Regions from separate parts of the Mus musculus genome. Here region 1 is linked to region 2. A link is a loop called in an ENCODE intact Hi-C map of the cell type or tissue named here. Cell type or tissue: left cerebral cortex. All regions are shown on one strand. Each heading gives the region's core, and the rest is flanking DNA. Links, peaks and the distances in the headings are about the cores only. Region 1 overlaps Hace1 (HECT domain and ankyrin repeat containing, E3 ubiquitin protein ligase 1). Region 2 has its middle 110 kb from the start of D030045P18Rik.

Region 1 (11,238 bases), core at 1,896-9,895, 240 kb before region 2:
ATCCTTTTGCAAAAGTAGCGATTTAACATGACAGTTCTCCAAAGTGTGCTTGATTTGGCAGCCTTTTTTCTACTAGGTGTTGTCTGTGTTTCATGAAATATGTGAAGTACTTTCATTAAGATCACTTTTTTGCAAATGTTTACTGAAAAGTTAGCACATGAATGATTGTGATTTAAATACTGATAGCATTTTACTGTCGTTTTTTGGGGTAGCCATTTAAAGATCGATGTGAGTGGTTCTATGAACATCTGCACTCAGGACAGCCGGACTCAGACATGGTCCACAGACCAGTGAGTGAGAACGATATCCTCCTGGTTCACAGAGGTACGTGTGTGTCACAGAGACACTGATAGGTGGATAAGCCGCAAAGTGTTGTTGTTTTAAGTCATACTATATTACAATTAACCAGTACTACATATTTAGATTCTATTTTTAGGAGTAGCTGTGAAATTGTATCAAAAGCAAACTGTGCAAAGCTAAAGCAGGGGATTGCTGTACGATTTCATGGAGAAGAAGGCATGGTGGGTATAAACTATAACTCACTTTAAAAGTTGAATGCTTACCTGAGAGTATCACTTAAATTTTGTTATTATTTAAAATAAAAAGACTAAATATCGTTTATTTCTATTGTTGCTAAATTTGGTTTTCTTCAATTCAGGGTCAAGGCGTTGTGCGTGAATGGTTTGATATTCTGTCTAATGAGATCGTCAACCCTGACTATGCACTGTTCACCCAGTCAGCAGACGGTGAGTGTGTCGGCTGGAGCTTGTCTGTGGCTGTCAGAGTCCTCAAACTGTAGCAGAGAATTTGATCTTTGTTTCTTTGAATAGCCCTGATGTCTAGGTGGGTGTTCCCTTGTCACAGGAGAAAACTGAAGTCAGAGTGTGGTACTCATTCACATAGCTTTCTTCTGATCATTCGGTTTTCAAATGCTTGTCTCAGGGCCTCAAAAGTTCTCTTGAGAACCTTAATATCTATTCACTTTCAGGATTGTTTGTTTCTGTCTTTGACTGCCCTCCTGTACTATTATTTTTCTTTAACATTTTCTTTTATAAAATGGTAGTAGATGGACTTTAAATACATCTTTATTTGGAAACAGAATTTTGCTAACCCTATTTGCATTTCTGTTGTAAAATCATGAAAATCAAAGTCTATCATGAAAATCAAAGTCTATCAATTGTGATGTCCTTCTTACTGGCTTTATTTTTAGTCCTTTTAGGAGATCAGACTCGGGGAACTGAGAAGCTTGTACATAGCCCTGAAAGCTGATGGACCCTTGTGGAAATGGTTCTTACAGACTATATAAAGATAGGATTTGATATTGTAAACTAAATACTAGTGGTTACAACTCATTTTGGGAGGTGTTTTTGAGAATTATCTAACTTAATAACACATATTTGAAGTGAAGGTGGGGCTGAAAAATACTATTTCCCCAGTGTTTGAAAGAAGAGATTATCTTTCTAATTACAACTGTTGACGGCTGCAACTAATGAGCAGCACATGCCTGTGTAAGGAGGGTGAAGGGAGGCACGAGTGGGGAGGCACAGGCTGTGGGTGTGCAACTGTGCGCAGTGTCTCTGGCACACCTGCAGTAATTAAAGTTACTCGGGGATGTGGGACTGCCTGGTTCAACCTTTGATCATTTTCTGTGAGGCAAATTTGGTGTTTGTGATTTTTATGACAAGCTTAATAAAATACCAAGCTTAATTACATAGACATAATTTTTTAAAGCTAGATCCAGTGTATTTTAGTCTTCTTTTCTTTATAGTTCCTTATTCTGAGTCAGTTTAGTTGCATATGTGGAGTCCTTAGGTGTACTTCCTAATGGTGAGGGTGACAGCTGTGTGTGGACTCACACACTAAGGTTTTGATTTGTTATTTCTGTAGTTGATGTGAGTTTTCTTGGCGGTGGCGGGGCAGGGGGTCATCATAGTATTAGTAACTTAAAACTCAGGGAAATAGTCCCCGTTGTAGGCTTGATTGTCCTGAAGGGATTAAATTCAGGATTTAAGAATTCATGATGTGGGGAATGTTAGATAAACCCAATATTTTATAGTATTGCAAGATTATTTTCTTGTCAGATTAAGATCAATATACAATGTAGTTTAGTGGTTAAGAGTTTGGCTTTTGCAGTGATGGCAGGTGTGAATCCTGGCTCTGGACTTTCCTTTCTGTGAATATTGGGACAGGAACTTAACCTTTTTGAGCTTCAGATTTCTCATTTAATAATGATGATAATCTGTGATTTAGAATAAGAATTTCGTTAGTTGATACATGAACACAGCGCAGCCCCTGGCACATGGAAAATGTGAAGTAAATTTTAGATGTTCTTACTTTTATTTTCAGAATATTTTCCAATGTAGTAGGGTTTCCCTCCTGAAATGATGTTCACTATTTCTTGAAAACATTTTTAATAAACATATTTTACTTGAAAAATAACCAGTTTTTAAATTTTTTACATTGTTAAAAATTATTAATTATGTTTATGTATGTGGGTATATTCATGCGAGTGGAGATGATTATGGAGGACAAAGGCACTCCCTGGAAGCTGGAGTTAGCAGACATGAGTGCTGGAAACTGAACTCTGATCAGCTGGCAAAGCAGGAAGTTCACCTTACCACTGCACATCGCTCCAGACCCAGTTAAATGGTTTTTAATACTAGAACTTAAGCTAGCTGGGTCCACATACATTTTTATTGTTCTAAGTAGTTTTTGAATAAAATTACTTTGCTGAAGAATTTTGCCTATGTGCTAGTTTTAATTTTTTTAAATCTATTCTTTTTAAGAACCAGCATTCTCAGGAACTCAGTAGATAGTGGAGGAATATACAGAACTGGGAGAAGAAAGTAGAGTCACCAAAATCTTTGCTGGTTCATCTATAGTCCAAGTATTATCACATACGTAGGTAAAAGTATGGCTATACTCATACTATCTTTTGGAGTTATGGTTATGTTTGTCTTTGAAGTCTTTTTTGGCTGTCAACATCTCCTCTTGCCTTGCGATAGGAAATCATTACGAGAGGCAATTTAGAGTGACTGGTGTGTTTCACATGTCTATTCATCATTCAGTCACAAACAAGTTTCCAAATCTGTTCCTTCGAACCTAAGTAAACAGCAGTTTAATCCAGCCTTGCACTAGCAAATCAAAAGCCTATGAAACAGCAAGTATTCAAGGTGTCTAGACACTCATTTTCTAATACCTGCCCAGTTTTCTTTGGTGCTGTTTCATTAATTTTATCAGTTTGTCTTTGTTTAAGCCTTGTTTTTCAAATAGTAGTGTAAAGCACAAACTCAATGTATATTCTGCTCTATGAACAAATGAATTTGTAATTCACGTCAATGGCCAGAAAAAGTATTGAAGGGGAGTTAAAGTCAAGGTGTGGCTTTAGATTTCACTATTTTGCTAGGTCTTTTGGAAGTTAGTGTGTCATTTTGTCTTTCTCCTCCTCCTCCTCTTCTTCTTTGGTAAAATATAAAATTCACCACTGAAGACATTTGAAAGTAGATCGTTTGTTAGCATTAAGTCCTTTTGCTATGCTCTGCAGTCATCACCAAGTCTAATTCTGGGGCTGTCCCACCAGCCTGAGGAGAAACTCTGTACCTTAGATTCAGCTTCCTCTACCACTAATTTATTGCGCCTCTATTCTAAATTTGTCTATTCCATATAGTTCATAAAGATGGACTGTATCACGCTACTACATAGGTTTGAGTGATCATATGGTTGCTGTTGTCACTTTCACATCATTGGTAGTTGTTTAAACTTGATTATTTGCCTTTTGAGAGTAGGATGAGTTAGGTGGGCAGAGTTCCCAGTCATTAATTGGTATTAATAGGCATCACATTCAGTAATCAAATTACTTAAGAATGGTTCTTTTCATAGTTTGTGTATCTTAATATGCAACATCTAGTGAGTACTGGGCATGTACAGATGAATGAAGCAGTGTCTGTCAGATTTATAGCTGAGTAGTTACTGCCACAGTTCCTAGAAAAATGTTTGCATATGTGTATGATCTTTTATTGTGTTTACCAGGGACTCTTTGGTGTCAGTCAGAAGTATTTTATGACTTCCTCTCAAGTGTGAACTGATGATCATCTTTTATACTTCCAATTCTACTGTCTTTCTGTAGATTATGCAAAGAACTGCATGCTGTAGTCTGCATAATGTAACCATAGCCATGCTGAGTGAGTTACATGTGAATAAAGTTACCTGCATTGGAATGTTCTTTTCTGCATATAGATCTTACTGTCCTCTATTTATTTCAATAGGAACAACTTTCCAGCCCAACAGCAACTCCTATGTCAATCCTGATCACTTGAACTATTTCCGGTTTGCTGGACAGATCTTGGGGTTAGCTTTGAACCACAGGCAGCTGGTCAATATTTACTTCACACGATCATTCTACAAGCACATTCTCGGTATGGATGTACCCTCACTTCTGAAGACATTTACATTGCTTTCCTTGCAGCTTTTAGAGAGAATGGATTGGATAAGTGCCAGTTTTGCCATTTCTGTTGAAATAATTACTGCTCTGATAAGAGACCATCTGTGTTCCTAAAGTATCTGGGGGCTAGAGGGAGAGAAAAATGCTCTACCTTTTTTTAAAATCACTTTTTTTTTTTTGCATTTCCATTTTAGTGTGTATGTGTTTATACAAAGCATCCATTTTTTTATGCATATACCTAAAGTAATTGGCAATTCTGAAGCTTATAACAGCTTCCTAAATAGCTGTTTCAAAGAAAGACAGCATTGTAAAGATGAAGAAGGAACAGCAGCTTAATTTAATGGACTTCTAAATTTAGAAATTAGCATCCATTTTAAACATGCTGCAAATTTGATTATATTTTGTGGTTTTTCAGAGTATCTGTAGAGGGCAGCATTTCACCATTAAATCAGTAAAGGGAAGTCAGAAGTGCCTATATTGTAACTGCTGTCTTTTCAATTTTCTTTTTAGGTATTCCTGTAAATTACCAAGATGTAGCATCTATTGATCCTGAATATGCCAAAAATTTGCAATGGATTTTAGATAATGATATTAGTGACTTGGGTCTAGAATTGACTTTTTCTGTTGAGACTGATGTATTTGGAGCTATGGAAGAGGTGCCTTTAAAGCCTGGGGGTGGAAGTATTCTTGTGACACAAAATAACAAAGTAAGTATCCAGATTTTTGCCTTAGTCATTCTTCATAATGGCCCTGATGCCAGTTTCTCTAAATTATTCCAGCATTTGCTAGAAAAACTTACTTTGTCATTTGCAAGTAGATGAAAGTACTTAAGTTAAGCAAACTAGCATATTTAAGACTTGAGTTAGAAAGAATCATTTTAGTTTAGTACTATGATGTGTTGGTTATTTACATAATTTAGACTACTGTTTAGCTGATTGTATTAGTTAAGCATTTGCATTTTGAAAAAGTTGATTGGAAATGTATACTAAGTGATGGTGTTATCATCACTTAGTTACTCAGTATTGTATAGTTTAAAAGTTAGATATTCACCAGAAACTTAGGATACCCAAGATATAAGTTACCATTTGCAAAACACATGAAACTCAAGAAGAATGAAGACCAAAGTGTGGACACTTTGCCCCTTCTTAGAATTGGGAACAAAACACCCATGAAAGGAGTTACAGAGACAAATTTTGGAGCTGAGACGAAAGGATGGACCATCTAGAGACTGCCATATCCAGGGATCCATCCCATAATTAGCCTCCAAACGCTGACACCATTGTATACACTAGCAAGCGTTTGCTGAAAGGACCCAGATATAGCTGTCTCTTGTGAGACTAGGCCGGGGCCTAGCAAACACAGAAGTGGATGCTCACAGTCAGCTATTGGATGGATCACGGGCCCCCCCAATGGAGGAGCTAGAGAAATTACCCAAGGAGCTAAAGGGATCTGCAACCCTATAGGTGGAACAACATTATGAACTAACCAGTACCCCGGAGCTCTTGTCTCTAGCTGCATATGTATCAAAAGATAGCCTAGCCGGCCATCACTGGAAAGAGAGGCCCATTGGACTTGCAAACTTTATATGCCCCAGTACAGGGGAACGCTAGAGCCAAAAAGTGGGAGTGGGTGGATAGGGGAGTAGGGGGGAGGGTATGGGGGACTTTTGGGATAGCATTGGAAATGTAAATGAGGAAAATACCTAATTAAAAAAAAGTTATTCAAAATTTTTTTATTTGTATGTATGTGATATCTGCATGTATGTGAGTAGGCGTGTCTCCAGTGTGGATGCACATGGAAGCCAGGTATTGGCAATGGGTTATTTTTCTCAGTTGTTTCTTGACCTTTATGGGTAGGGGCATTTTAGCAGTATTTATTGACACTTAGTGTAACTACATACTTTAGTGTGACAGTTGTCTTAGAAACTTATCCTCTGGGGACACGTGTATAGGTGCAGGTGTATGTAAAAGTTCTCCACAGAAGTGGGTGTGGTCTGAGAAGCAGGTTACATACTGCAGTTGCTGTGTGACATGCTTTCTAGAATACCTTGCTAAGTGAGAGAGTGAGTGGCCAGGGAATGTGTGAAGTAAGTGCAAAGCTCTGTGGAGGGGCATTTACTCACTCATATTTACAGACACCTACAGACAGGCCCGCAGTGACACAGGGGAGATCTTCAACGAGATCCTTCCTGTGTCTCTTGAGTCATTGACTCAATCCTGGTTTTGCTTGTTCTGCCTTATTTTTCCATGAGAGGCAGGCAGTATCTCTCATGAACATCATTTTGTTCTACACTGCCTGGCCAGTGATTCCCGGGGAGTCATCTATGTGTGTCACCTCAAAGGCTGGGGTTACAGAGGCACACCTCTGTTCTTGCCCTTCACGTGGGTTCCAGAGATCTGAAGCTGATGTATCAAACACGTTACTCCCTGAATCAGCTTCTCCGCACCAGGTTAGAGAGTCTTAACACAGAAAAGAAATCTCAGTGTTAAAACTTTGTATGTGCTTTTATGTTCCAGTAAATCCTACCTCTTGATTTCCTATGTATATAATACACACATATATGATTTGTTTTTATTATTATGTTATATATTTGTGGTATTTGTTTTAAAGTTGACTTAAAAATCAATGACATTTAATATTTTACATTGCTGTACATATTAAAAATGTTACAGACTATAGATTTATTAAAATGTGTAATATTTGTAAAAGGCTCAAAGACATGGTCACATTTTTAAAAAGTACCTTTATTCTTCGAGAATTTCATGTGGCATATTTTGATCATATTTTCTCACTCTATTCCTTCCAGATCCTCAGGTTTTTGCCCCCTCTTGTTTTTTAAATAGTTCACTGAGATCAATTTTGCCATCTATTTAGTCCTTTACTTCAGGGTGTAGGGCCATCTAGTGGAGTGCGGCCCACCCATCAGGAGCCGTATCCTTACAGAAGACTGATTGCTCCCACCTCACTCCCAGCCCCCAAAGCCATCAAGCTACAATAGCTCCTCAGTTGGGTGGTGGCTCATAAGCCCATTTTCATCTGTATTAGAACATTGGTTGGCTTGGTCTTATATAGGTCTTCTGCAGGCAGATACAACTGCTGTGAATTCATGAGTATAGTGGTCCTGTCATATCCTTAGGAAATGGGTTCGATTTGATTATACCTGCCCTATGGCTCTTACAATCTTTCTGCCTCCTGTGATTCTGCACCTTAGGAAGGGGTGTGATGTAGATGTCCCATTTTATGGCTGAGCACTCCACTTCCACTAGCTGAGCACCTTCACCATTATGAAGTTCCATGTTAAACACCAGCCCCTGAACAAAGACTTCTCTGATGAGGCGTCAGAGCTGCACTAGTCTATGGGTAGAGAGTGATGTGGAAGTTAGAGGGAAGTTTGATACTGTACCCATTTCGCAAAATAATGTAATAGGTTCATTCGTGGGGCCTGTGAGCTCCCCAGTGATGGACTCTGCCAGATTTACAGAAACCAGGCGTGTGTTTCCTTCTGTGGAGTGGACATTAATTGCAAGCAGAAACTGGTTGGTTGCCCCCATGACATCTGTCCTAGTATTGCACCTGTGAGCAGATCTTGTCATGCTGGTATTATTACAGTTTGCAGCAAGGTTCACAGTTGAGAAACACTGAATGACTCTTATCCCCCAGGAACACCTTCTACTTAGCACCTTCTAGTTTTGTAAAAGCTAACCAGCAAGAGGGAGTCAGCATAAACTTGATTTCGCTGTGTCCTGTGATCAATGTGTATAGCATCTTCAGCTCGGGCCTTAGGTAAAACCAAGAGCAATTACCATAGCCTGTATTGAAAACACATCTCAAGGGCATATTTGACCATAACTTGAAGGGAAGTATCCAGTTCCTTGCATTGAACTCTTTATTTGTCAATTATGGCCACATTTTAAAACTCATTGTCTTCAGGATTCTACGATAGAGAATTGTTATTAACGTTTTTGCTAAGTGAAAATCATTCAAAATGATTTTGGAGGGGATTGTAGTCTAAAAAGTATGTCCTTAGTTTCACATAATTATGAATTGAAAACTTTAAGCTTTATGTATTTTACTTACATAGAAAGATCATGTTCAGTTATAGGTAATAGAATGGGGAGCTGAGGTTGTACTTATTTTTATCTTCCATGTGGATTTATATACAAGACATGGATGCCTAAAGAATGAATGGTGATCAGAGTGTGATGCCATGAACATGGTGGCTGCAGTCGGCCAACTCTGGGACATGGTGGGCGATTGGGTAACTCTGGTCAGTGCCGGGTGAGAGAAGCAGCTGTTTCAGTAGTGCTCGTACCCACAATTCAAGGCAGCTGGCCATTAGGGCAAGTGAATGCCGTAGCCATGGCTTACCTCTCCGGGATATGGAGCCCACAGACCCCAGCCCCACCAGGGCTTTCATCATGTATGTGCTGCTGGCTGGGATGACTCTGGACATTCAGAAAAGGTTCTGATGTGGCTGTCAAGGGAGGTGTGGCCCTGCTTCTGGGCCTGTACCTGGCCACTGTAGGCAGTGAACTGAGTACCTTCCACCTCTTGACCTACAGTGGTAACAGGTGGGTGGGGGTGATCCTCAGTGTGCTCCCAGGGCTGCTCTTCAGCCTTGATGCCTATTCTGTGGCCCTGGCCTGGACACCACCCGTGCTATGTACTTCATTGTGCATTCGTTGCTGACTACAGCCTTGGACCCTGATAGTGTGGGATGGGGGCAGTCCTCAGCAACATCTTCCCTTCTCCCTGACCCCAGAACAGCCACTTTCCAGCCCCTCATCATATACTGGCTGACCTCCCATTTGGTCTGGTGACCCTGGTCACTGACCCGGGCGGCACTGATTTTTCCATATATTGACGATTTGGTTTCCTTGGTGGGTGGGTAGGTGGGGAATGAATGGCAAACTGGTACCAAAGTCTAAGCCTCCTAAGTTCTGGTTCAGTGGCCATCATCCTGTGTGCAACAGGAATGATATTGAAGAAGAACTTTAATTTTTAAAAATATAATGACTCAAGTCCTGTTAATCTATAAGTCAAATTAGTAAAGACATGAAAATAATAAACTACTTGTATTTTTAAATCTATATGAGCTTAATGATTTAAAAAATTAAATTTACCATTATTATTGCTTATGTGATGTGTGTGTAGGAATGTGTACCTTCCATGGTGCGTCTGTGGAGGTCAGAGGACAGCTTTGCAGAGTTGGTTCTCTCCTTACGCTCTGTGTGGTTCTCAGGGATGTCTGGTTTGTGCTGCAAGTGCCTTTGCCCTCTGAGCCCTCTGAATTGTAGGCTTGTCCACCTCGCATCACGTTACTGCTTTAGTTCATACTGAAGGCCTACACTCAGTAGGACTGAAGCAGAGTCTTTGCTAAACGGGTGAGGACATTTCAACAGAACCTGCAGGCATTAACCATAGCTCTTAAATACGGACACTGCACCTGCTGAGTAGGTCCACCGCTCCTTTCAGATACATGTAATGTGACAAAGTAGACAGATCCTTTCATGCAGCTCTATGCTCTTCAGCTCTGGGAATGTGAGCATCTTCTAGTAGCCCCTTCCACTCATACATGAGTTTTATTTAGAGTTCCAAAATATTTATTTTATTATTTTGCATTTATGTCTTTTGATCAAAGTGATACATTAAATGATAATATGTTCATGTTGAGGGGGCCATTCATTGGGAATGTGAATCTTATCCAAGGTTGGAATACTGTGGTAATAAGGACCTCAAAACAATTTAACTAGTTATTTGGTTGCTTACAGAATTTTGGCAAAATGGTACCAAAGTCTAAGCCTTTGTGATTAGGATTGGGAATCGCTGTTAATAACATAGATCAATCATTAGTATTAGTATAATCTTTTTTTTTTTTTTGAGATAGTGTCTTTTCTTTTTTGTTGCTGTGAAGAGATTCCATGGTCAAGGCAATTTATTAAAGAAAGCATTTTAATTGATGGCTTGCTTTTAATTTCAGAGGGTTAGAGTCTGTGCATCATTGCAGGGTGATGGCATCAGGCAGAAAGCAGGTACAAGAGTAGTAACTTAGAGCTTGCAGTGTGATGTGCAGTTGGTGTGTGTGTCTGTCTTTGTGTGTGCCTCTGTGTGTCTGTGTCTGTCTGTCTGTCTGTCTGTACTGGGGATAGCTTGGGCTTTTGGAACTCAAGGCCTATCCCTGGTAACATACTTCCTCCAACAGGCCATACCTCTTAATTTGTCCTAAATAGTTTTAGCAACTGCAGACTAAACATTAAAATATAAGAGCCTACGAGGCCAATTCTCATTCAAATCAATTTTCTGGCGTATAATAGGCTAGTCTTCAACTAACCGTGATAGTCCTGCCTTCCCTTTTTTCTGTGTTAGCATTACAGGTGTGTGATGTCACACTTGGCTGATATGTAAAATCTTTAAGGTATAACACTTCTTAAAGGAGTCATTTGCCTTAAAATTGATACTAGCATTCACAAAGCAAAGATTGGAGGCTCATGACCTCCAACTGGAGTGTTAGTGTGCAGCAGTAGTGGGTGTTTGAAGTAATAGTTGTCAAGAAATGTTGATTTTTACTATTTATTCTGTTTGAAGTTTTACTTCTTATAAAGAGATAAGGAAACATTTCAAAACAGTTTGGAGTTTTTCTATTAATGCAGTTTCTGTCAAAGCAATTCAAAGTTTGTAATGCTAGAATTTTATTATTCTACTGAAAAATAATTGATACTCAAATACTTTTGACATTAGTGTGAAAATTGGCATATGAAGGAGCTGATATTTACAAATTAGCATCTGGTAATTATGGT
Region 2 (11,238 bases), core at 2,121-10,120:
CGGGTTATGACACAGTTTTATGGCATTGGTCACTTACCTAGCCTCAAGGGTACACCTAGATCACAGCTCAGGAATATATGGATCAGGGAACATTATGGAAGATGGGGAGTAAAGACTGTAAGAGCCACAATAATAGGAAATCTGCTATGATGTAGCCTCCTAGAACTGGTTGCTTAAACAAGACTGGAAGAATATATCAACAGGCTAACATGGAAGGGAGAAATTTTCATGGGGACCCACACCTACACAAAACCCAGTCAACTATTGACTTCTTGAAAAAGGAGAATTAGTCTCTCTCAGAAATGAGGCCCCTTTTTGGTTGTCCAGTGCAAAGTGATCCAACTTGAAACCACACACACATAAAAAACAAGACAGCCTAAGTAGATTATACCAGCTGTCCAGTTTAGATTACTGCCTTGGATCACTCTTGTGTTGGATAGCTTTTTATGTCAAGTTGATACAAGCTAGAGTCATTTGGGAAAGGGACTCTAAATTGAAAGAAAATGTCCCCATAAGATTATCCTATAAGTTACTCTCCACAACTTGATGGCAAAGCATTATGGATAAAGACACACTTAAATATCTCAGTGAACACAGAGAAGTCAAACTGGTATCTAAAAAGAAGTTTCACACATATGACCAGTGTTGGCGATACTGAGAGGCACTCTACATGGTACTGGAGAAGAAAGGTGATTACCTTCATACCAATATTATCCAGCTACAAACACTGTGACCTACCAGTAAAATATATTGATGCAATAGTGGCACAAATGTTATGGGAGTAATCACCATTCTCTGATTGGATTTAAGGTCTGTTACATGAGACGGAACCCATACTTGACGATGCTAAAGTGGCCAGGAACCAGGCCTAAGGGAAAAACTAATACTACTATTCTGCCAAAGGAGCATACTAATAAAGTTGGCTCCTGTTGTGCTCATGAGTGCCTTGATTAACCTTTATCAGATTAGTTTATTCTCATGGTAGATACAAACTAACACATGCAGCAGTACCCAATTAAATACTTAAATTGATGATTATGGTGGTGGCAGCGCTCCTCGCGATCAGCCCCAATGTTCTAGATTCCTGAATGAAAGACATACACACACAGCATTTATATTTTGATATGCCTTAAACAGTTCAAAGGTTGGGCCATTTCCTATCCTCCACATGGTCAATGCACCTTCCTCTAATATTCCTGAATTACTACTCCCTAAACCCTGTATTCCATCTTTGCTGCCCTGGACCCAGTCAGGCAGCCCTCTTGGGGCTGCTCTTTCCTGGCTCCTACATGGCATGGCAGATCTCCTCCTTCCTTCTCCTTTCTCTTTCTCTCTAGTCCGGGAATCCTAAAAGTCCTGCCTCTGTCTGCCCTGACCAGCCATTGACAACTGGTAAATTTATTTACCAATCAGAACCAACTGGGGGCAAGATCCCACAGTCTTAAGTGTGGATATGTGGATTCTCATGCAAACACGTTTGGGGACACAAATTAACATAACATAAGCAGCATTAGGCCAAACTCACTCTATACCCCTCTTTTTGTCCAGTTAAGAAGGCTCTGTTCTCAGATATAAATTGAACATAATTATAACAATTATGTAAATTACAAGGCACGAGATACACTTATAACATCCAATCCATCATATCTGGCAATTTAGATAAAGTACTCTATTATCTATCCTAACTTAAAGAGTGTACAATTCTATGCCTGAATTATGTTTTGATTTTAACTTGCAATATCATCTGAAAACCATCCTTTCAAATCTAGATCATCTTCCTTAATGCTAAATAACTTAAGTTTGATTATGAGACTGTAACTGGTCTTCAGTCCCATCAGAGACCCAAGAAGAAAATAAATATTACTTGACTATGTTGGAAGCACAAAAATATAGCTTCCAAAACTTAAAGAATTTGCTGACTGCCTGGGAAATCCCCTATACTCCTCATAATGTTGTAGCAACTGTCTTCAGCTTTCTAACCTGGAACCATCTTATAGACCTTAAATGAAGCAGAAATTATGAAGGGGTAGCTTACCCTGTCTTGGCAGAGTTTAGCAGTCAACTATCCTGTAACCGTGTGTCCTTTACTGGACAGTATTTTTGTCTGCAGATGAATTAGGCCAATTCTTGCTCAGTGGCTACCCTGTCACAATTGGAGCAACTCCATATGGTAGTAGTGATGCTCAATATCTTCTTTGAAGTAGGATGGGGTTACTGTCAGGAACAGAGCTGTCTCCTAGTCAAATGTCACATTCTATGGATCTCTGATGCTTTTAAAGACGTATGTATGTATGTATGTATGTATGTATGTATGTATGTATGTATGTATCTATCTATCTATCTATCTATCTATCTATCTATCTATCTATCTATCTATCTACTTCGGAGGAGCTCCAAAATCTTTTGTTCTCTCCTGTTAACAAAAATACAGAGCCTCATTCCCAAATAGCATGTCCTTGGTCCAGCAACACAAAATTATGGAAAATATAGATTGACTGAATTTAGCAGCCTCCTTTTTCTTTAGACCTGCTTTATTTTGACCTCTCTCATGGAGGATTTGTAATAACACAATCATCAAACTTATAACTACCTGCATTTTGATAGTTAAAATAACTCAAACCAATTAAAGCAGTCTTAAACAATTATTATTATCCATTCATACAGGCTCTCTCCCTGTCTCCTGCCATTGTTCCTACATTTGAGATCAAAGACTTAAATTTATTTATTCATCCAGGCATACTTAAAAACAATTAAGCAATTTTCATTTATTTCTCCCTTCTATGGAGATGAATATCTCTGTAGATATATATAATTATATCACATCTCTTTATATGAATTGAATTAATATCCTTTCCTACTTAATTTCAATTAAATTCCCTTCTATTTACTGTATAAGCCTATTCTTAGGCTAAGAGTGTGTATCATATGTCAGGGTAAACAATTCCAGAATTTCCATGAAGCTCATGTTCAAAGAACCCAGTTGTTTATGATATCATTGACTTCTTAAATGTCTATTTATTTCTATTCTTCTTATATGAATGCAGGAGGCATGCAGCCTTGCTCTCTGCCCTCTCTCTGAGAGGCCTGCCTCCTTGCACAGCAGGGGCTCCCAGTACCTCTGAGTCTTAAGCTCTCTGAGGAGGCTTAGAAGCCCTTGAGAAAGCCTCAGGCTGGATCCCTAGAGTGCCACCAAATGTTGTCTGGGTCAGCTTGGGAGACATAGCCGTGTCCTAGCTCACGCCATAAGCCTCAGAATTATGGGCATCAGTTTGGCACATATTTTGTATTTTGTTCTAGTCCTGAAACCAGGCTGCTTGGGCAAAACCTGTGCAGCTCTGCTAAGAAACTAATTCTCCCCACCTCCTAATCTTAAGGGGAGGGCACGTGTATTCCATTCAGGAATCTCCAGTTAATTTCTAAGAGTTAGGTCTTGACAGGCACATTGGACACCATCTGTAGTAGAACTCAATTAAATAGTTTTAAATGGATCCCAGTGGCGGCCATGTTTCTTGCTACCCAACCCAATGTTCTGGGTTCCTGAATGAAACACACACATACACAGCCTTTATATTTTGATATGTCTTAAACAGCGCAATGGCTGGACAACTTCCTAACCTCCACATGGTTAATCCACCTCCCTCTAATATTCCTTTGTTATTACTCCCTAAATCCTATATTACATCTTTGCTGCCCTGGACCCAGTCAGGCAGCCCTCTTGGGGCTGCTCTTTCCTGGTTTCTTCATGGCGGCTGTGCTCTCTGCCCTGCACCTTCTCAGGCGTGGCTTCTTTCCTCTCCTCCTGGCATGGCAGATCTCTTTCCTTCTGCCTCCTCTCTCTCCCTAGCCCGGGAATCCTAAAAGTCCTGCCTCTGTCTGCCCTGCTCAGCCATTGGTTGCCAGCAACTTTATTTACCAATCAGAATCAACTGGGGACAGGGTACCTCAGTGTCTTACATGTGGACATGTGGATGCTCATGCAAACGAGTTTGGGGACCCAAGTTAACATAATATAAGAAGCATTAGGCCAAATCCACTACACATACAGAGACCAATAACTGGACAGTGTTTCTAACACGCCTACATTCGATGTCTTCATCAAAGTCTTGTAAAGGCTCGGGAATCTATGTGAAAGATCAGGCAGAAAGATTGTAGGGATCAAAAGCAATGGATGACTCCAAGGAGACGTTGTTGTCCAGACTGATGCGCATATGAACTCACACAGACGATAACCGTATGCACAAGGACTACACAAGTTCAATCCAGACGGGGTCTCACTATTGAGAGGGAAAATGGACACAGGATCACACCTAGAACCAAGCAGGTGTCAGCAATTGGTCCCAATTGGCAAAGAAGAATTATTATTTTTTCAATGGAGTCTCACTGGGTCTGTTAACCACACTTCAGGTGGTCTAGTAGTAGTTGGCCACACAAAATGACCTCAGTGATATCTCGTACATTTTTGTCTTACTTTGCTTTGTTTGGACATTATTTCTGTCTTATTGATCTTTTTCTTGTTTATTTTGATTGCCATTTGTCTATGTGCTTCTATTTCTTGTTTCGGTTTGCTCCATTTTTAAGGGGGGAGAACATAGAGTTGGCTCCGTAGGGAGGTGGTGGAGGATTTGGGAGGAATTAATTGAAGGAGCAGAAAATTTATCAAACTATCCTGAATAATAATAATAAAAAAATCCAGCAGATTCGCCTATAGGCAAGTCTGTAGTGCATTTTTCCCCCCTGATAAATGGTTGATCTGGTAGAACCCAGCTCACTGAATATGATGCCATCCTTGGGTAGGTGACAGGGTTCTATAAGAGAACAGGTTGAGCAAGCCATGAGGAGCAAGCCAGCAAGCAGCTTCCCTTCATGACTCTGCTTCAGTTCCTGCCTCCAGGTTCCTGCCTTGAGTTCTTTCTCTGACTTCCTTCAGGGCAAGAATGTGATCTGAAAGCTGTTAAGATACATTAAATAATTTCTTCTTCAAGTTTCTCTTTGTCGTGGTGTTTTATTACAGCAATAGAAGTCTAAAACAGTTTTGAACAGCACACCAATTAGGATTTGGGACAAAGCTAGTCTTAGATTGCCATCCTGTACTGTTTTTAAACAGTGACTAGTTTAAAAACCTGTATTCTTGGCGCCATCTAGTGGTGAAATTATAAAAGTGATTGCAACCACAGAGAAAGCTTTCTGGAAAGCACGGCACAGAGTCACATTATAAGACTGGGGTAAATATACCAACACTGAATCTGTTAATGCCCTGGTGGTATCACTCACTAACAAGCATTAGGAATTTTCAGGAAATCATGAATTCACATAATGATCACAACAAAGTGGAGAAATCAATCGGTTGGACAGCAGTATGGGTGAGCCCTCTGGGAGAACACAAAACAGCTTTTTAAATGAAATTGGCTGAGCTTTAAGAAAACACAGAGAAGCAATTCAATTCTTTACCCAAGAAACCTAAGCAAAACCAAATAGAAAATCTTGAGCTAAAAAATATACTAAAGAAAATTGAAAGTGCAGTAGAAGCTGTTGGTAGGAAGATCAAACAAGAAAACCAGTGAGATTGAGTATAGGATATTTGAAAACACAAAGCTGAGGGGGGGAAGTCGTGAACCATTTGTACCTCCCCTTATCGCATCACCCTGTTAAGATGGTGACATTTCACAGTGATCAGTTATGATCCAAATATGCTTCCGTCAGCCTCATCATCATAATAAGGCAAAATTCTTTATAGTAAAACAGGACTCAGAACACATAGCTAGGGTAAATCACTTAACAATAAATGAAGACATTGTAAGAAAGCCCAAAACCTAGGATACCCAAGATATAAGATACAATTTGCTAAACACATGAAACTCAATAAGAATGAAGACTGAAGTGTGGACACTATGCCCCTTCTTAGAATTGGGAACAAAACACCCATGGAAGGAGTTACAGAGACAAAGTTTGGAGCTGAGATGAAAGGATGGACCATCTAGAGACTGCCATATCCAGGGATCCACCCTATAATCAGCTTCCAAATGCTGACACCATTGCATACACTAGCAAGATTTTATCGAAAGAACCCAGATATAGCTGTCTCTTGTGAGACTATGCTGGGGCCTAGCAAACACAGAAGTGGATGCTCACAGTCAGCTATTGGATGGATCACAGGGCCCCCAATGGAGGAGCTAGAGAAAGTACCCAAGGAGCTAAAGGGATCTGCAACCCTATAGGTGGAACATTATGAACTAACCAGTACCCCGGAGCTCTTGACTCTAGCTGCATGTGTATCAAAAGATGGCCTAGTCGGCCATCACTGGAAAGAGAGACCCATTGGACAAGCAAACTGTATATGCCCCAGTACAGGGGAACACCAGGGCCAAAAAAAAAAAAAAATGGGAATGAGTGGGTAGGGAAGTGGGGGGGAGGGTATGGGGGACTTTTGGGATAGCGTTGGAAATGTAATTGAGGAAAATATGTAATAAAAAATTAAAAAATGGATAATTTTCTTGTTAGGGACCACTTCCCAAAGTTAAATCAGAATCAGATAAATAGTTTAAATAAACCTATAAACCACAGGGAAATGGAAATAGCCATTAAAAGCTTCCCAACAACAACAACAACAACAACAACAAACCAACAACCCAGGGCCATATGGTTTTAGTGTAAAATTTTACTAGACTTTCAAAGAAGAGCTAATGTCAATACTCCTCAAATTATTTTACAAGACAAAAACATTGCCAAATTTATTTTATGAGGTTAAAGTCACCCACACCCAGATGCACAAATCATCCAAAGATTCAACAAAGAAAGAGAATTATAGACTATTCCCTCATAAACATTGAAGCAAAAGTACTTTATAAAATACTCACAAACTGAATCCAAGAACATGTTAAAAAGATCCTACTACCATAATAAAGTAGTCTTCATCCTAGAGATGAAGGATGGTTCAACATATGAAAATCTGCTGATATTAGAGAAATCACCCAAGGAGCTGAAGGGGTCTGCAACCCTATAGGTGGAACAACAATATGAACTAACCAGTACCCCCAGAGCTCGTGTCTCTAGCTGCATATGTAGCAGAAGATGGTCTAGTCGGCCATCAGTAGGAAGAGAGGCCCCTTTGTATTACAAACTTTATATGCCCAGTACAGGGGAATGCCAGGGCCAAGAAGAGGGAGTGGGTGGGTAGGAGAGCAGGGTGGTGGGGAGGTGATAGGGAACTTTTGGTATAGCATTTGAAATGTATATAAAGAAAATATCTAATAAAAAAAGAAAATCTGCTGATATAACCCACCATATACCATCTGTTTTATTGATTTTTGTATTGTTCTTTCTATTTCTATTTTATTGGTTTTAGTCCCCAGTGATTATTTCCGGCCTTCCACTCCTCCTCCTCCTCCTCCTCCTCCTCCTCGTCTTCTTTTTCTTCTTTTTTCTTATTCTTTTTCTTTTTCTTTTTCTTTTTCTTCTTCTTCTTCTTCTTCTTCTTCTTCTTCTTCTTCTTCTTCTTCTTCTTCTTCTTCTTCTTCTTCTTCTTCTTCTTCTTCTTCTTCCTCCTCCTCCTCCTCCTCCTCCTCCTCCTCCTCCTCCTCCTTCTTCTTCTTCTTCTTCTTCTTCTTCTTCTTCTTCTTCTTCTTCTTCTTCTTCTTCTTCTTCTTCTTCTTCTTCTTCTTCTTCTCTTCTAGAGCTTTAGGGTGCACTGTTAAGTTACTAGTCTGAGATCTTTCCAGTTTCTTCAGCACTTACTGCTGTGACCATTCCCCACTGCACCACTTTATTGTATTCCATGAACTTGAGTATGTTGTAATTCATACCCAACTTGTTTTTTTTTTCAAAGACGTTGAAAAAAAGACAACATATACAATCATCTTATTAGATGCTGAATTAGCCTTTGACAAAATCCAATTCCTCTTCATGATAAAAGTCTTGGGGAGATCAGAGACACAAGAGACATACCTAAACATATAAAGATAATTACAGTGAGTAGATAGCCAACACCAAATTAAATGAAGAGGAATTCAAAGCAATTCCTTCCAAATCAGGAACAAGACAAGGCTGTCCACTTTCACCATATCTATTCAATACTGTAATTGAAGTTTTAGCTAATGCAATAAGATGGCTAAAGGAGATCAAGTGGGTACAAATCAGAAAGGAAGAAGTCAAAGTACCATTATTTGCAGATGTATGACAGTATTCATAGCTGTCTTTGTTATGGTTTTTATTGCAATGAAGAGACAATATGACCACGACTTATAGAGAAGCCATTTTATTTGGGACTGGCTTACACATTCAGAGGTTTAGTCAATTATTATTATGGCAGGAAACATGGCAGTTTGGAGGCAGGCATGGTGCTGGAGAAGTTGCTGAGAGTTCTACATCTTGATCCAAAGGCAGCAGCAGAAGGTTCTTTGCCATAGTGAGTGTAACTCGAGCACACGACACCTCAAAACCTACTTTCATAGTGACATACTTCCTCCAACAAGGTCACACCTCTTTTTTTATTGGATATTTTCTTTATTTATATTTCAAATATCCCATTTCCTGGTTTCTCTCAGAAAAACACCCTCCCCATATCCACTCCCCCTCCCCCTGCTCATCAACCTAACCACTCCCTCTTCCTGGCCCTGGAATTTTCCCTGCTTCTATGAGGGTGTTCCCCTACCTACCCACCCACTCCCACCTGCCTGCTCTTGATTTCCCCTACATATTGGCATCAAGCCTTCACAGGACCAAGGGCCTCTTCTCCCATTGATGCCCAACAAGGCCATCATCTGCTAATTATGTGGCTGGAGTGCTGCTGCCTATGGGTCCTGGAGTCTATGAGGGGGGGGTCATACTATTCAAATCACCATAACAATCAAACCCAAAAATCTACCAGGAAACTCCTACAGCTGATAAACACCTTCAGTGAAGTGGCTGGGCACAAGATTAACTACAAAGTAATCAGTAGACCTTCTACATACAAACAACATATGGGCTGAGAAAGAAATCAGAGAAACAACACCCTTTTCAATAGCCTCAAATAATATAAAATATTTTGGGGTAACTTTAACCACGAAAGTTAGAAAATGAAAGTTTTTGTATGACAAGAACTTTAAGCTTTTGAAGAAAGAAATTGAAGAAGATATCAGAGAATGGAAGGTCTCCCATGTTTATGGATTGGTATTAACATACTAAAAATGGCCAACTTATCAAAAGCAATCTACAGAATCAAAACAATTCCTATAAAAGTTCCAGCATAATTCTTACAGACCTTGAAAAAATAATATTCAATTTCATATGGAAAAACAAAAACCCAGGATAGTGAAAATCTTATATAATAAAAAGACTTCTGGAGGTATCACCATCCCTAATTTTAAGTTCTACTACAGAGCTATAGTAAGAAAAACCACATGGTATTGGCATAAAAACAGCCAAGTTGATCAATAGAATCAAATCAAGGCCCAGATGCAAATCTATATACCTATGAATATTTGATTATTGATAAAGAAAACAGAATTATACAATGGAACAAAGAAAGCATTCTTGATAAATGGTGCTGGTGTAACTGGATATCTGCATGTACAAGAAAGCACATAGATCCATATTAATCACCCTTCACAAATCCAAGTTCAAGTGGTTCAAAGACCTCAACATAAAGCCAGATGTACTTTTTTGTTTGTTTGTTTGTTTTGTTTTTCAAGACAGGGTTTCTTTGTGTTGTCCTGGCTGTCCTGAAACTCACTCTGTAGACCAGACTTGCCTGGAATTCAGAAATCTGCCTGCATCTGCCTCCCAAATGCTGGGATTAAAGGTGTGTAGCACCACTGCCTGGCAAAACCAGATATACTTAATCTGATAGAAGAGAAAGTGGGGAATAGTCTTGAACACATTATCACAGGAGAAAAGTTCTGAACAGAACAATAGCTCAGGCATTGAGAGTGACAATTCATAGTATCTCATGAAACTGAAAAGTTTCTGTAAGGCAAAGGACAGCATCAATAGGATCAAATGGCAGCCTATGGAAGGGGAAAAGATTTTGACCAACTCCACATCTGACAGAGGGCTAATTTTCAAAATTTATAAAGAATTCAAGAAACTAGACATCAATAAATCAAATTATTTAATTAAAAAAGGTGTACATATCATAACAATTCTCAACAGAAGAATCTCAAATGGTCAACAGACACTTAGAGAAATGTTCAATATCCATAGCCAGCAAATTAAAATGGCTCTGAGAGTCCATCTTATACCTGTCAGAAAGGCTAAAATAAAAACCACAAGTGACAGTTTATGCTAGCAAGGATGTGGAGCAAGGGGAACACTCCTTCACTGCTCATGGAAGTGCAAACTTTTAGAGCCACTTTGGAAGTCAATATAGTGGTTTCTCAGAAAACTGGAAATTGATCTGCTTAAGACTCAGCTATACCATTCCTGGGCACAAACCCAAAGGATTCTCTGTCCTACTACAAATGTACATGCTCAACTATGTTCATAGTGGCTTTATTTGTAATAGACAGAAATTGGAAACAACCTAGATGTTCCTTAACTGAAGAAAGTATGGTATATTTACATGGTAGAATGTTTACTCAGCCACTAAAAAATAAGATCATGAAATTTGTAGGCAAATGTAAGGGACTAGAAAAATTCATCCCCAGTGAGGTAACCCAGACCCAGACAAACATGGTATGTACTTACTTATAAGTGGATATCAGCTGTAAAGTTAAGGATAATCATGTTACAATCCATAGACCTAGAAAGGCTAAGAAACAATGAAGGCTCAAGGTATAATGCAGGAATATCTCTGGGAAGGGAAAATAGAATAGATATTGAGAGAATCCTGGGGACAGATGGCAACAGGAACAAGAGGAATTAGGATGAGGGAAGATGGAGGAAGACAGTACTTGGAGAGACAACTGGGATTTGGGGCACTTTGAGGGGTGAGGAAGAAAACCAGTGCAATGGAAACTGCCAGGAATCTAAGAGGGTGACCCTATGTCTAGTGAGTGGGCATACGGAGCCTATAACCAGTCAAGGTTTCCAGTGGAGGGATTGGGACACCAACCCAGCCTCAAAACCATGGACCTACAATTTGTCCTGCTGGCAAGATGTGCTTTTGTAAAGACTGCACAGAAATTGGTGGAGCAGCGAACTGATGACCAGTCCAGCTTGAGAACTATTTACTAGAGGTAGCCTACCCTTGACTGCCTGGAGAGCCAGGAACCAGAGGTTTGATAGCCCAGACACCTAGGATATAACCAAAGATAACCAGCA

What was found. A loop is a pair of places that touch in the nucleus more often than their neighbours do. Peaks named below come from ENCODE experiments on the same cell type or tissue, not always from the same donor. Only the 100,000 strongest peaks of a DNase experiment are listed, where the experiment ranks them.
Region 1: it touches region 2 in a loop (9-fold over the local background); 26 of 42 quality-filtered maps call a loop at or near these places.

Annotation. Positions count from the first base shown.
Region 1 is chr10:45,672,116-45,683,353 of GRCm38, forward strand. It overlaps Hace1 (HECT domain and ankyrin repeat containing, E3 ubiquitin protein ligase 1), which reads left to right. Exons shown (of 24, transcript NM_172473.3): 15 at 213-324; 16 at 424-521; 17 at 659-746; 18 at 4,266-4,415; 19 at 4,952-5,148. Among named protein-coding and RNA genes, the nearest start is that of Hace1, 100 kb to the left of the region's middle. In left cerebral cortex, for the core only: a CTCF peak has its summit at 4,867 (motif pointing right); DNase peaks (open chromatin) are centred at 4,897 and 5,130.
Region 2 is chr10:45,911,994-45,923,231 of GRCm38, forward strand. No RefSeq gene overlaps it. Among named protein-coding and RNA genes, the nearest start is that of D030045P18Rik, 110 kb to the left of the region's middle. In left cerebral cortex, for the core only: a CTCF peak has its summit at 5,151 (motif pointing left); a DNase peak (open chromatin) is centred at 5,129.